Regions from separate parts of the Homo sapiens genome. Here region 2 is linked to region 1. Evidence: chromatin loops called from intact Hi-C (ENCODE). Cell type or tissue: endothelial cell of umbilical vein. All regions are shown on one strand.

Evidence for each region. A loop is a pair of places that touch in the nucleus more often than their neighbours do. Peaks named below come from ENCODE experiments on the same cell type or tissue, not always from the same donor. Only the 100,000 strongest peaks of a DNase experiment are listed, where the experiment ranks them.
Region 2: it touches region 1 in a loop (7-fold over the local background); 2 of 110 quality-filtered maps call a loop at or near these places.

What each region holds. Positions count from the first base shown.
Region 1 is chr6:78,595,285-78,603,284 of GRCh38, reverse strand. No RefSeq gene overlaps it. Among named protein-coding and RNA genes, the nearest start is that of MIR10524, 60 kb to the right of the region's middle. In endothelial cell of umbilical vein, no CTCF peak of the experiment used is centred here; DNase peaks (open chromatin) are centred at 4,104 and 4,994; H3K27ac peaks cover 3,438 bases.
Region 2 is chr6:78,485,482-78,493,481 of GRCh38, reverse strand. No RefSeq gene overlaps it. Among named protein-coding and RNA genes, the nearest start is that of MIR10524, 50 kb to the left of the region's middle. In endothelial cell of umbilical vein, no CTCF peak of the experiment used is centred here; DNase peaks (open chromatin) are centred at 941, 3,471 and 5,891; H3K27ac peaks cover 3,777 bases.

The DNA of each region.
Region 1 (8,000 bases):
TCAGTTCATTCTAGAATCTTCTGGGATCTTAAAAAACTTTTTTTTTTATTAAGGAGACATTACACTTTGAAATTACAATGTAATTACACATTAGCTTTTTTAATTTGGCAACTAAACTTTCCGAAATACAAATTATGAAAAACAAGTAAATCTTTGATACGCTACGTTAAATATTATTGATATGTAAATAAATAACATGTATATGTTATATGTGAACATAATCATGGAAATTCTTTTTTAAATTTCAAGGATGATTATTAAAATGAAAGAGAGGCCATTCTAATGTTTGAATGTATGAAATATCATATCAAAGTCCAAATCAAATTTATAAAGAAAAGGTGCCAGTTACTATCTATAAAGTAGCATCTAAGAAAGATTGGGACAGGAGTGGGGCTACTTTTTAAGAAATGTCTTAAAGTGTGTGAATTTCTACGGAATACTATGCAGCCAAAAAAGGGAATGAGATCACGTCCTTTGCAGGGACATGGATGGAGCTGGAAGCCATCATCCTCAGCAAATTAATGCAGGAACAGAAAACTAAACACTGCACGTTCTCACTTATAAGTTGGAGCTGAACAATGAGAACACATGGACACAGGGAGGGGAACAACACGCACCAGGGCCTGTTGGGGGGTGAGGTTGGGAGGGAGAGCACTAGGGAAAATAGCTAATGCATGCTAGGCTTAATACCTAGGTGATGGGTTGATAGGTGCAGCAAACCACCATGGCACATGTTTACCTATGTAACAAACCTGCACATCCTGCACATGTAGCCCACAACTTAAAATAAAAATAAAAATTAAAAAATAAAAATAAAGAAAATTCAGGAAAAAATGTGAATTTGACACAGTGCTTGTCAACACAGAGGTTGTTGAACAGGCTAGGTATTTGCAAAGCCACCTAAAGACTCAAATATTCCCCATGTCACTGCTCTACACAGTCCTTCTATTCTCATGTTAGTCATTAGCCTGGAGTATCTCTACCTCATGAATGTTTGTCTTGTTTATGTTATCTCTATGAAATTTTCCCAGTCAGGATCAATTGCTACTTCTTTAGTACTTCCATGTATACATTCTGCCCTTTATTCTAGTTTTTAATATATGTACTTTTCTGTCTGTCCCACAGATGGCAAGTTCCCAGGTAGGAGTTTTATCCCAACTTGTATCACTTATTTCACGCAGCCACTAGAATGTACCTTACACATAACAGACAGTAGATCAATATTTGTTAAATGAATGAACATAAAGGGAAATGACACAATTAGTCAACTGGATATAATCACATTAAAACTGTGTGAGATTCTGATTGGAAATAATTCTCTTTTCATCCTGCTCATGAAATGATATTTAGTGTGCCCTTAGGTGTAGATGATGGTTATATTGAGTTGATGAGTTCAATTGGTATATCAATTTCATTTTAATTTTGTGAAATATGTCCAAGATATGTCTTAATCTATTACTGAAATTGAATTCTCATAACATGTTATAAAGAAGCACATCAGACTCATATCTCAGTTTAAACAAGAGAGCTTCAAGGTTTTGTAAATGGACTTAAGCAGCACTCCTAAAACCTGGTAGAACAGTGCATAGAAGAGATCATTCTGGCATTGATGCAGGACACCTCAGAAATGTGGAAGTTTTCATGGTGGAACTAATTGCATGTGTCATTTGTCAGGTGGATATAGTTAATACTGTGATTTTGAGGCACCCAAATGCAAAAACAATCTGAAAAGCAAAAACAATTTTTTCCCACCTAAATATGCCTCCATTTATAAATATCAACATATCCTCTTCCTGTCATTCCTAGTCACTGAGGGTAGAGCTCCAGAAGATAGAATGTAAATTGTTTCTATATGCATACAGTGGCTTTTGCCTTCACTAAACCTCAGCTTCCTGATGGCGTGAAGCCATCTATTCTCAATGACACCTCTCCATTAGCAAAATGATACATCATTGGAAGTTATGCCTTATCAGTTTGAGTAATGCTTCACCTGTTTTGATTATGGAACTTCTACAATGGTAAACTCTGGAATATAATGATAGCTTAACATTTATTGAGTGAACAGTACATATCAGACCCTGACCTAACTACTTTATATGTGTTCACATACGGACTCTCACAACAATTCTATTTACTTCATCTCCTTACTTAGTAAGGTGGAACTAGCTCTTGCAGTCTGGCAATGGAACCTGTCTAAAGTGCTCTCAGTTAATTGTCCTCATCTGATTTAAGCTTCCCAGCCTACTGCTTCTCCCAGTTACTTGTGGCTCTTGCTGTAACCTTCAGTATGACATCCAGCTCCTTGGCTCTTGCCGTTGTTTCCCTTCTATTCCTATTCTATCTCACTCAGCATGGTTTCATTGGTCATCTAATACAACTGTGCATTCGCTCTCACCCATTAGTACTCTACCTTCCCAACTGCCCCACCATCCCCCAACCTTTTGCTGTCTTTCTGGTCACTCTCCAAATCTAGGCACCCAACCACCATCTCAATTTATTTTTTTTAAGGAGTCAGCCCTTGATCGCAGAATTATGTTGAGTGAATACATCACAAATTTAAGCTCTTTAACCTTATCTAGATCCTTGCTATTGTTTAGTAAATTGTTTATTTGGTCCCTTGGTTAACCCCTATTATCTCCTTTAGGGCAAATGCACCTCAGCTTTTCCACATTTCTTATGTCCCCACCATTCCCTTGGCCTATCTCACATTCAGCAGATAAATTCAATTCTGATTTTATTGAGAAATTTGTGTATATTTCTCAATATACACAATTTTCTTAGCCCCCTAATTTTTCTACCTCTTTACATTCCCTCTTTTTATTGCCTGTCTCAGAGGATGAAATATTCTTCCACTTTAAAGTTGATATCTTTCCCTGTGCTTTTGGTCTATTTCCATGTAGGCTTTTTAAGGAAGTTGTTTATCAGTTACTCTCTCCTGATTTCTCACCTTGCAACTGTCTTTTCTTACTGATGCCTGCCCTTCAGCAAAATAACTAATTTGAGTAATCTTTAGGAATAAAGCAGCTCAGAAGCCCTTTATACTTAAAACATCTACACCTTGTTTCTTGTCTCACCTCCTGCCTTCATTTCCTTGACAATGTCTTGAAGAGTAATTTACCCTCACCGTGTCTTCTTAATATTATTCTTGCGGATACTATACCATAAAACCTAGAGTAATTGGCGTAAGGCATTCCCTCCATGTCCTCTTTTCTCTGCATCTCATTCTCATCCTTGTTTGGCTTTTTAAAAGTGGCAGTGTTTGCCCTGACAAGTTGTAGAGAGCTCTTGCTCATCCTTCTGCCCCATATACGTGAGAGAAGACAGAATGGAAAAAAGCACCAAGCAATCCTAAAGGGAGGGACATGAGAGAATCTCTCAAATATAGACAGTCTACACAGAAGCAAGAACATTTATCTCCAAAACCCTTTACACTAGTACTGAGAACCAACTGTATCTTAGCCTTGACAGTAAGTGTTGAAGGGTTACAGGACCTGAACTTCCTCTTTAGATGGAAGAGTGCTATTGGTTTTAGGGTTGTTCCAAACTTGCCTAGTCCTAGGAAGTAATAGATTATTTACTTAAGATTCCCCTTGAATGTCTCACAGATGACTTGAAATTATGCCAGCTCCCGGGCAAACAGGAGTTTGAGATCAGCCTGGCCAACATGGCAAAACCCCATCTCTAATAAAATACAAAAATTAGCTGGGCATGGTGGCAGATGCCTGTAATCCCAGCTACTCCGGAGGCTGAAGCAGGAGAAAAAATCACTTGAACCCGGGAGGCAGAGGTTGCAGTGAGCCGGGATTGCACCACTACACTCCAGCCTGGGCAACAGAGCAAGACTCTGTCTCAAAAAAAAAAAAAAAAAAAAAAAGAGAAAAGGCAAGAAGAATTGGACCTGTTCTTTAGTCTACAACTATGATTTACTGCAGTCAAGAGCAATGAGGATGGGCAAAAAATAGAAGTTGAATTTTAATGCTATGGCAACAATTGATCCTACAGGAAATCCTGGTGCTGAGCTGATTCTTAAAGAGTTTTCCAAATTAAGGCAAGAGAGTTAGGACGTGTTAATTCCACAATGATCAGTCATTGGATATTGGCTGCCTTCCAGGATGGGACATAGTTTGTGCAGGATTGGGGGAAACAACTTTTTTCAGTGAAGGGAAATGCCTGTAGGTGGACTCAGCTGTGAGTCATCAGTAGGCAAGATTCTTAGCACCTGAGGAAAAGAATGCCTTGGTCTTCAGGGAGGATCTAAATAGTACTCTACAACATCCAGTGCAGAAAACATCTAAAAAATGTTTGAAATTTGCTGTTTTAAAAGTTCATGTTAATAGTTCTCATCTTATTGAAGTCACTTGGCAAGGTTTTCAAAAATAATTTGATGTTGTTCAAACATAGCACATTGTTTTAAGTCCACTGAGCTGTATCTAGCCAATTCTTTTCCAAGTTATATTGTATTCTTTTTAAAAAGAATAAAAAATAAATCATTGGTAATACAAAGTAAAAGGAGAAGATGTTAAATTTTAGATGTTCATTATAGTGACTCAGCAGCCATCTACCTACAAAGGTTACTACATGGTGTCTTCTGGTAGTCCCAAAGAGGACATTTTGCGTCAGTGAGGTTGTGACGTGCCCCCGGGAAGGTCTTCCAGGGTTCTATAGGGCACCATTTAGGACTAGTGAAGGGGAGCTGCGTTTCACTATGGGAATGTTGACAGTCACTCTGGCTTTAAATTCTTAGCTCCCTGGAATCTCCTTTTCCTACCCTGCCTGGCTCCACAGAGCAGAGAGCAAAGAAAAAGCTATATTCTTTTTGACGTAATGTTTTCACTTAGACTCACAAAACAAGAACAGCTCCTTCAGAAGAACTGGGAACAGAGCTCCCACTATTTCTTCTACACTACCCCCACTTCTACCCTCCCTTCTTTTCAAGGGGTAAAGAATGGATTACATGATTGGCAATATTAATGAAAGGGACTGAGCATAAATCACTGAGACCTTTGTGGACTGTCTTTTTTATGTGGTTGGTACACCTGGATCAGGACTATCTTCAAGAGGCAGGCCTTAACTACCACTGCTTTTGAAGCTCTCAGGAAGCTCCTTGGCAAACAGATTGTTCAACAGCTGCAACACCACTGATAAGCTTTTGCTCTGTGTTCCCACCTAAATCTCATCTTGAATTGTAACCCAGTGGGCGGTGATTGAATTATGGGGGCGTGTCTTTCCTGTGCTGTTCTCGTGATAGTGAATGAGTCTCACGAGATCTGATGGTTTAAATAAACGGGAGTTTGCCTGCATGAGCTCTCTCTTTTTGCTTGCTGCCATCCACGTGAGATGTGACTTGCTCCTCCGTGCCGTCTGCCATGATTGTGAGGCTTCCCCAGCCACAAGGAACTGTGAGTTTTCCATTAAACCTCTTTCCTTTGTAAATTGCCCAGTCCTGGGTATGCCTTTATCAGCAGCATGAAAACGGACTAATACGTCCACTTTCAGCTGGCTTGGTGATATCTTGCTTTGTAGACCCAACTCTCCATGAGGGCAGCTCAAGGGCTAGACTTGAAGGGAAGGCACGGGAAGACTGAATATGGCTGCAAGTCCATGTTGAAGTCCACAATCCAGCAATAAGTGAAAATTCGAACCCTACATAACCTCTGTATTGACTTCTTAACTGGAAAGGTGAAGGGAAAGGGTGTTACTGGCTCTTTAAAGAGTTCAGCCTATGGTATTAAATACATTAGCTTGTGAACATCGAGCTATCTCATCCTTTGATTAGCATTTTCTGTGGTGGGAAGAGTCTAGCTCATCAATTTGCATAACAGCTTGGAAGAAAAAAATTCTCATGTGAATACACCAATTTTCGTTTTAATTTCATAGTCACCATTTTGTTTTCTGAATATTAGTTTGAGTTTCCATGTTTCTTGGAGTTTGGAAGAAGGGCTTCCCCTTGCACAGGAGGTGGAGGTTGCAGTGAGCCAAGATTGTGCCACTGCATTCCATCCTGGGCAACAGAGCGAGACTCCGTCTCAAAAAACAAACCTGGAAATTCTGATAATCTCTGTGTCTACTTACATGTGAGACTTAGGACTAGACTAGACTTTATCAAGGTAATGTTGCCTTTTGAGATTTCTTGGAAGTGTACAAATCGGCATCATCTAGATAATATCGGTGAACTAAATGCACTTTTTCCTCACCATGATAAACCTCTTCTAATTTGTCTAACTCTACTAGCCCCTGGGTAAACTCTTACAGTGTAGAATTGGGGTACTTTAATACATGGATTGCTCATATAGGCACTTTGGCTTTGAAACTCCCAGGTAAGTTACAAAGTCTAGAGCAAAAGTATTGAGTCAGGACAAACAGTTAAAATCACCTGTTAGTCTGCTTCCCAACAAGCCAGAGAAAGCAAAGGATCCCAATTAGGAAGTAATGATTAAACAGTTTCACCTGCTGTAACACAACTGGCCTTGCTATTGTTGGTTTTCAAATAGAGCTGATGGACTCCATCTGTCTCTTTTACTTCTAAGACAATTTGGACTAGTTTAAAGGCCCAATATTATATTGCTTTTGGAACCCTGTTGATATCTTCTGATCTTAGCCAATTAAGATAATTTGCTTTTCAGAGGGTGAAAAATAATCCTTTAGCTCCTTTATTAAAAGACTGCTTATGTGTTATTTCTGTGACTAAAATGTGTGCCATTGTCACATATTCAAGCCAGGTTTCCTTTGATTTTATTATCTCCTGAGCTCCCTCAGTGAGCCCTGACTTATCTGTGACCCTCTGGTTACAAAAGAAAAAGCTTTAAAGTTGTAGTGGAAGAATGCATGATTTGTAAAAAGTGTGACACTTGGGAAGAAAATTACTTCATTTTTCTATAAATTAGTTATGGACTCATGTTTGATAGTGGCTTAGGCTGATAAGTGGCTTAGTTTTCTGATATAGCAGTCTACAAGGTTATATTTTGATACTAATCTATTTTTGCGATATGTGTATATTGCAAATTCAGCTTCTGAACTCTCAATTTCTTCCCATTTTCCTTCCAACCTTGTTTCAGGTTTCTCTGTGTCTCTTCTGGACACTTGTAAGTGCCTCCTAATTGGACTTCCTTTTTCATTCCCTTTTCTAATTCATTGCCAGTGTTGTTGCTAGAGTGATATGGCTGTGAACAAACCACTCAAAGTGAATAGCATAAACAGCAATCATTTTATTATATTCATGGATTCTAGGAGTCAGAAACTGGGATGGGGTATAGTAGGGATGGCTTGTCTCTACTCCTCAGTGTGTGAGGTTTCATTTGGGGATATTTAAACAGCTGGGGGTGACAAATGGCTGGAGACTGAAATCCTCTAGAAGCTCCTTAACTCACCTGTCTGGTGTCTTGGCAGAGATGACTAGAAGGTTTGAACTGCTGACAGATGTACCTACAGACTTCTCCAGAATGGTGTAATTGGAATCCTTAAGTGGAATTTGGCTTATTCCAGAGTGAGCCTCCAAAGAGAACCAGGTAGAAGATATACGACCTTGGGCTTTGAAAGTGAAATAGTATCACTTCTGTCAATCCATATTGGTTGAAGCAGTTACAAGCCTGCCCAGATTCAAGAGGAAGGAACATAGATCCCACCCATTAGTAGGAGAAATGTGAAAGAATCTGTGGTGCTTTAAACAAAACAACCACATTGATTTTTAGAAAACATAAATCTGATAAGTGGCTTCCCTGATAAAATACTTCTCTTTCATCCTTCACAATAGACTAGATTCAAGCTCTTGTTCTGAATATAAAATATTTATAACAACACAGACACAATCCCATTCAAGACATGAATCATAAAAAGAGAATAGTGCCAAGCAAAGATAAACTATATAGTAAAATGCCTTAAACATGAAATATAAACATAAAGCTGTATGAAAAAATGTCATAGACAAAGTTAAAATGACAAAAGACAAACTAAAAGTTTTCATAGTTTGAAATTATGTGACCTACACAGGATTATGTCAATGT
Region 2 (8,000 bases), 110 kb after region 1:
TAAAAAGACCACCAAAATAAAGAAAACTGCATTTATTCTTAACCCAGTAAGGAAGATCAATATCTTGTTGAAATCTTAGTAAATCTTCTTAGGGTAGAGGTGAAAGCCAGGGCATTTATGAGGTTTTGGGGTGCTGGTTTAAGACAGGCAGGTCTTTCAATGCAGAGAACTTAACTGGATTGACTAGAGTTTGTGACATAATAGTATAAAATTGATGGACACAGTGAGGCAAGGATTTTGAATGAGTGTAGAAAGGTAAGTCATCTCTTGATAAGCCTGGTTGCATGATCTGTTATGAGAAATGAGATGATGAAAGCATAGTTGAAAGTTTGGATATATGGATTTGGTGGAATTTCTTGAAATAAACAAAAAATACAATTATTTGCCTTTTCATCTTCTTGGGCAAGAGTTTCTTGTAAGAGTAAAGTCATGTTAATATATACATTGGGCTGTATAGCTTTGGTTCTCAATAATAATGATAAAAAACAACAGCAGCTAACATTTATTGGGACTTTTATCTTGCCAGCTGAAGTTCTAAGTGCTTTACATGAATTGTATTTTTAAATATTCTTAACGATTTTATGAGGTAGTAGTTAGTATTCCCATATTTATGGAAAAATGCTCTGAAAGGAAGACAGTAGTTAGTCATACTTTGTGGTCATGGAGTGAGGACAAGACACAGCATGTGCTTTTTGTTTTGTTTTCTTTTGTTTTTAGTAAAAAGGCAGAGAAAGTGAAAAGGCACAGAAATTACAGGATATGAGATTAATTAATGAATTTGTACATTATTTCTTTTCAAAGTGCTCTTTAAGTATTCATATTACTCCTGCTGTGACCCAGTAATGGTCTGTGTGCCTCCCTGCACAGGCGTTGATACAGGAACTACTCTGTTTTGACCATGCTTTGGATCTAGCTTGTTGTAGCTTTCTTATTTATTTATCCTGGATGTCAGTGACCAGCTGCCTGCGAACTGACCTCAGGCCTCATGCTGCTGCTGACTTGGATAATTCCTGAAGGGCAGCAAAGCCCTTGGACATGGAGAACAGGCTTTCATCTGGGCGATACTGGAAGTAGTGCACAAAGTCTCATGTTTTGTGATATGTTGGTTGCTTAGTTATTGAGTTATATTACAGATTGTGACTTTATTCTGAAAAAAAGTGTAGTGCTTAAGTGGCTTGCATCCTTGCTAGCTTAAGAAAATATTTTAGGTGGCAGTATTATGTGGTGAAAGGACAACAGATTTTGATGCAGTAATTTTAGGACTGAGTTTGGGCTCTTCCATTTTCAAGCTGTATTATCTTACACACGTTATCTGGCATCTCTGAACTTCAGGTTCTTCTTTAGTAAGTTACGATGAATATGTACTTCACAGGGTTATTGTGGAGTTCCAATAAGGTAATGTTAAAGTATATTAAAGAGATTTTTAACGCAACAAAGTTTTAATCAAATACTTGTTATCACTGTTATTATGTGGTTATATAAAAATATGTTGTATACAGTCAATTACTAGATATTCCTATAATTCTACTTCATGCTAACATGTTTATTCTTTGAAGCACAGGGATTCATATGAATCATTCTCTAATTCTGAAAATATTGCAATCTAATACCCTAACAACTCATTCACAATAGACAAAACATTTCTAAGCATAAATGCACATTGGATTGATAATTATTTCTCCAAGCTATGTTTTGAGTTGGTAATTTAATTTTCATGCAGCCTCTTAGGATTTATATTGTATGTGGCAGCTTAAACACACTCTCACAGACACACCCTCACAACTTTGGCTGCACTGAGAAATTCACCTATTATTATGATGTTTATTCTTCAGTATCTTTATTATTTATTTTTAACTTTTATTTTAGGTTCAGGGGTACAGGTGCAGGTTTGTTATATAGGAAAATTGTTTGTCATGGGGGTTTGGTGTATAGATTATTTTATCACCCAGGGTAATAAGCATAGTACTTGATAGGTATTTTTTTTTAATCCTCTCCCTCCTCCCACCCTCAAAGAGGCCCTAGTGTCTGTCAAATCAAAACATAATTCCTTAGCTTATCCTATAGATTTTGCCATGGATCTGAAAACCTAGAACATATAATTTACCAATTAAATGTTCATTGCAGAGGTTATCCTTTATGAAGTGTAAAAGGACACCAAATTTGCAATGCAATCTTAGCTGGCCTTCCATTAACACTAATTATAATCTTCATATGACAGTTGTCAGGTGTGTCTTGAAATTGATTTAAAAATCATGCATATTATATAGTGACTTATTGTTTCATAAAACAGAGGTGTAATTAGAAGGATACCGACTTTTCCCATGAGATCAAAGGTAGATAAGTAATGGGGCATTATGACAGGAACTAGACCTACAGTTCACCTTGCAGATTTTCTTAGTATGTGCCTTTTTCTGGTAATAAATGGGGCCATTTTAGTGCCTCTCTCATTCTCCTTTTCTTGCTAAAGGACAGTTTCTTGTGCTCTCCTTAAACATTCCTATCACAGTGTCCTCAAAGCGAGATCCTCTGACCTAGGAGTCGTTATAATACAACAAAGAAGCAACCACCACTAACTGACCTTCCTGCTCATTGACCCAATTCCACATTCCTTGGAGAGAGATTCTCATTAATCCAACTGAGTCTCATGATTACTAGTTCTCTATAAATTGCCCAATAGAATATGGCTGTGGAACAAGGGCCTGAGGGACAAACATGACTCCAGGGGCAGGTGGTGGCAGTTCTCAAGAGAAGGGGCTTGGGCAGGATCATCCTCAAATCATAATAACATAAAAAGATTTTAACAATAGAAACTTTTCACTATTGTCACAGAAATATTAGGTTGCAAAAACTTAGATTTACATAAATCTAGTTTTATGTAATGACGAAGTTTATAAACATTGGCATAGCGAAATGTTTACTGGCTTGTAATAGCTATTTAAAGGAATTTTAAATCGTTATTTAAATCAATAGTTATTTAAAGGAATTATATAGCTAAGTTCTTTTAAAAACATCCAATCAATCAATATGCCTTTGTGAAGCATCTCTTTAAAAGTATACCGTTTTACTTATGTGGTTTTTAATGGTAGATTGGTATAACAGCAAGAATTTATTTACTTTGCATTATTAGGATAGTACTTTATAGAACTTTATGGTTCCTTCAGCCGTGGGGTTCTGTCTAATCATGCATTTATTATTTATTATTTTTATTATTTAGTAGAGATGAGGTCTCACTATGGTGCCCAGGGTGGTCTCAAACTCCTGGCCTCAGCAAGCCTCTGCCTCATCCTCCCAAAGTGCTGGAATTAGAGGTATGAGCCACCATGTCCAGCCTGGTCATGCATTTTTGATCACTGTTCCTTCCTTTAGTTTGTATCTGATTGTAAACAATCTATATACAGAAGTATTGGCTTAATTCCAAAATAAGCATAGGAAAGAGCTTGAAGTATTAGAAAAATAGAAGGAAGGAGAATGTGACTGGAGTCTAGTGAATCACGGCTGAACATCATGCATGTATAAACACCAAGCAACAATCAGGATAGATACCTAGGAAGTTCTTTATGAATGGCTGTGATTTTTGTTTCCAGTATGTGAGTTTGTTATTTATAGAAGACCACACTGAGGACCACTGCAACCTGAAAAACTCACTCTCAAGGAGTTCCATGACTTATGAAGTTAGTAAGGCTTTCTTGGATTGGAGGAAAATGTGCATAAGGTACAGTTAAGCCCCTAGTTCTCCTTCCCTTCTGGAGATCAAGTGACTCCCCCTCAAGCAGGAGGCCAGCCATTAATATATTCAGGAGAAACTGAACCTGAGAAGCTCTGGACTCCTTTGTACCAGACCTGGTAATGTAAACATGTCAGCAGGGTGGGGAAGTGCAAATGGTTAAAAAAGAAAAAGTAAAAGAAACAGACAATACAGGAAGATAAAGAAGACAAAAGCAATTGGTGTAATTGAAATCCTAAGAATAACAAGAAATATTGCTTCCAATAAAAACAAAAACCAAAAGGAAAAACTAAGATATTTATGTAAAGAAACAATCAGAAAAAGTTCCTGGAGATTAATATAAAATCATGTAGAAGATCAACTAGATATTGAGAAAATTCCTGGGGAAAATAGAATCAAAATATAAATAAATGGAAAATAGAAAAAAAAAGAGATAAGAAAATTATCAATCCAGTATTCCAACATTAAGCTAATAAATATTAAATAAAGAGAGAACAGAGAAAACAGTTTAGGAAATTGTTCAAGAAATCGGGCACAAAAAAAAATTCCATAACTAAAGTACAGGCCTTCAGGTTAAAAGAACCCAGTAAGAGTTCAGCAAGAAAAGATTCACATTTTTTGTGCTGTTTCGTAACACCTGGAAAAAGCAGAGGATCCAAAACTTCCCAGAGAGAAAAACAAACATTTAACTACAAAGACTCTGGAATCAGAATGGCATTAAAATTCTCAAAAGCAACACTGAAGTTAGAATATTATGGAGAGACACCTTAACATTAAAAAGAAATGTAATTTTCAACTTAGCATTACATAGCCCACCAAACTATTATTCAAGTATTTGTATAGAGTAAATATATTTTTTGGGATGTGAAAAGTCATTTGTGATTCTTGTGCTCTTTTAAATGAAATTACTGTGGGATAAGCTTTGGCAAAGTAAGAGGATAAACAGGATAAGTGACATTATGGAACCCAGGGAAAGGAGATCCAATTCCTAAAAGGAAGTCCTCCCTTTCTCCCCTCTCCCCTCTCCTTACCTTCTTTTCTTCTTTTTTCCCCTCCATTTTTCCTTACCTCCTTTTCTTCTTCCTATTTTAAGGTTGAAAGTGGTATAAGACTTTAAATCCTATAACCCGGAATCCGTGGGATTTTACAGCTCTTAATACTATCGCATTTCCTTTTATCAAAAGGAAGGATGCCTTTGGCATCCTATTTTTAATGAGTCCCATGGTTATTGGCAGAGTGGTGGTGAGATGATCCCAAGAATAGTGTGGCTAGGAGAGAGATGCAGTGGAAGAACTCATGTGTTGATGAAGAATATTAGGAAAGCAAGTTGAAAACTTCAGGAAGAAGAATGAAAATCAGAACATATTTTCCCCTGGACAGATACCAACGGGATTAAAACTTGGTGCGGAAGTTTGAAGTCTTAGCCTGTGAAACATCCACAAAGCTTTCAGTCTTTTTTATGCTTCCATTAGGATTTTCACATAATCTCTTGAGGATCATGAGCTCAAATTAACTACAAATATACTGAGAAGCAATTGAGGAAATTTTTTTATAACAAGTTCACTTAGTTATCAAAAAATAATTTTAGAAGGGAAAGGACAATTATTTTGCTATGTATTGCCACTCAAAATCTGTGGTACAAATTTTTTATAGAAACGCATTGTCCTATAGTTCATATTGAATGAAATAATAAAGTAAATCAGCTCTTTAGTCCACTCTTACATAGCTATTACGTTTTTATCAGTAAGGTGTCAACTGAGCAAACATTGTTCAGATGAAACCATTGATTCCATTTCACTATATTATTCATACCTCTACTTTTATGAAAGGGACAAAATGGGAGAAATTGGTTGGTACCACAAGAAATGGAAAGCAAGGGGTCTGTGGGCTGAGTAACTGTTCTCTGTATGATCACATTATGATACATCATATTACCTATCTCTATTGGTAAATTGAGTATATGAGAATTAAGTGTTAATGACATGTTTCTTAAATACATTTTAAAAGCTGGACATTTGAGAGACAATAATGTCTGTGTCGGACTTTGCCTGTGCAACCCCAGCTCCAGTGAAGGGGCAGAGCTGTGTTTGTGACTCAGACTCCTTGGCTTCAGCTGAGTAAGTTGGATGAGTTCTAAGGTATTTTTATTTTCTTCCTTTCTCATCTGCCCTGATATGCTTGCTTCCATTTCCTGTCATTCCTCTCTTTGTTTTTTCTAAAGGGAAGCAAATAGAGTATGTTCAAACCTCTATTTGATCTGTATACCATGTTTACTGCTCAGCTAAAGTTTGCCTTCACTTAAGGCTACAGGGAAATTACACTTGCTAGGTTGTGGATTTTGAGCCAAATTATACAGTTTGTGCCATTCCTTCAAGAAACAAAGCTTGAGCGGAGGTGTATATGAGTAACTATTTCTCAGTCAACAGCTAAGCAGTTACCTGGAGTGCTCTAAAAAGTCATGCTTCTTTTCCTTGTTCAGGGAAAAGGCTATTAAAGAGATTAATAAACAATGGTAAATGTTATTCTGTTTAGAAGATTTATGCAATTATATACCATTTTTCTTCTCTTTCCACCTAGCTGAGGTAGCAGTTTTTGTACTTACTTTGAGTCTAAGTATGTGATACACAAGAAGATATTGCCTCGTAGAATGAATAATGAGAATTTGGTTGAAGGACATTTATGAAAACAGACACAAAGTTAAAACTGAGTTAATCATTTTAAGAAAATCCTGGGTTTTTTTTGTTTTTTTTTTTTTGCTACTAAGTTGTGAGAGGGAGTTTCATCTATTTTATATTTTATAGACTGGGTTTGTAGGTGGCTCATTCTGCATAATATGAGACATGGCATGAGGCTGGCCGTTGTGTACCTACTTGTGAATGAAAAGATTGACCCATTTAGATGTTAGCCTATGTACAATCCCAAGGATTTTTACCTTTGACTGAAGATAGTTTAGATCTGTTGTTTTTCTCTGCTGTGTGGTCTCTGGAAAATCATTTACTCTCTCTCTTAGTTTCTTTACATGTAAAATAAGATTATTAACATCTATTAGGTTGGTGCAAAAGTAATTGCAGGTCTTGCCATTGAAAATAATGGCAAAAACTGGATTACTTTTGCTCCAACCTAATACTTCATTGAGTAGGAAATACCTGCAAAATTCTTTAAAATGTATCTATGTCATAGTAAGTGTTCAACCAATGATATTTATTTTAGTCATCGCTATCATCATGTTTTGTATTACAGCCATTTGAACTGATGGCATCTGTGTTTCCCAGTAGACGTGGAGCTTCTTGAGAGTAGAGAGTATGTCTTTTTGTTGGTTTTTTTCCCTACCATAGGCCATAACACAAAGACATGAGCCAAACACTTTACAAAAGTTTAATTGAAATAATAAAAACAAGGATCTCAAACAACAGCTAATCTAAAATCTATATGTATTTTTAGTTCATGATGCTGACAACTTGGATGACTAGCAAAACCAAGTCACATTCTGTTAGCAGAAGCTGAGAGGTGGTGGGATAGTAGTCCTGGAACATGCTTGGTTTCAAGGAGAAAACATCTAGATTAGGAATTCATGTTTGTTAAATACCTCCAATGCCCTGCACTCCAAACATTTATAGATTTTAATGTTTGAAAGTTTTAGCTTAATTTGGATTAAGAACTATGCTACAAAGATATTACAAAGTAACTTTCCATTAAGGTGTGGGATTTTGGGTGTTTGTATGCTTTCTTTTGACACATTCAAAATGGCACAAAGCTAAACATAAATCTGTTTTGGAATGAGTCAGGAAACAAACAAATAGTGAAATGAGCTTGAGTTACACTCAAAGGTAAGCATGCTGCTGGCAATTATCTGGGCCATATATGCCTATTTCAACAACAAGTGTGATAGTAATTATAAAATGCCACTAAAATTCTATATTGCTTAAGATGGAGACAAAACTGCATCTCTTTCTCTCTCTGCTGTGTTGATCTTATATCAGTACATTTTTTCTTCTTTTTTATCTTTTATTAAAAAAGATTCTACTCTCCTTTGGAGATATCTGTTAGGAATGGGAACACATTTTTCTAAAATAGAGATTTATAAAATTAGATATCAAATGTACTTTTCATGGCAATAACCTGGATTGCATTAATTGTGTATTCTAATGTCTCTCTTCCTAAATGTCACTAAAGCAGCATAATCTATGAAAATTTATAACAAATAAAAACCTATTTCTTGATGTATGTGCTCCTGGAATGTTTTTCTTCACATTTTATCCCAATTATAAAATGTGTA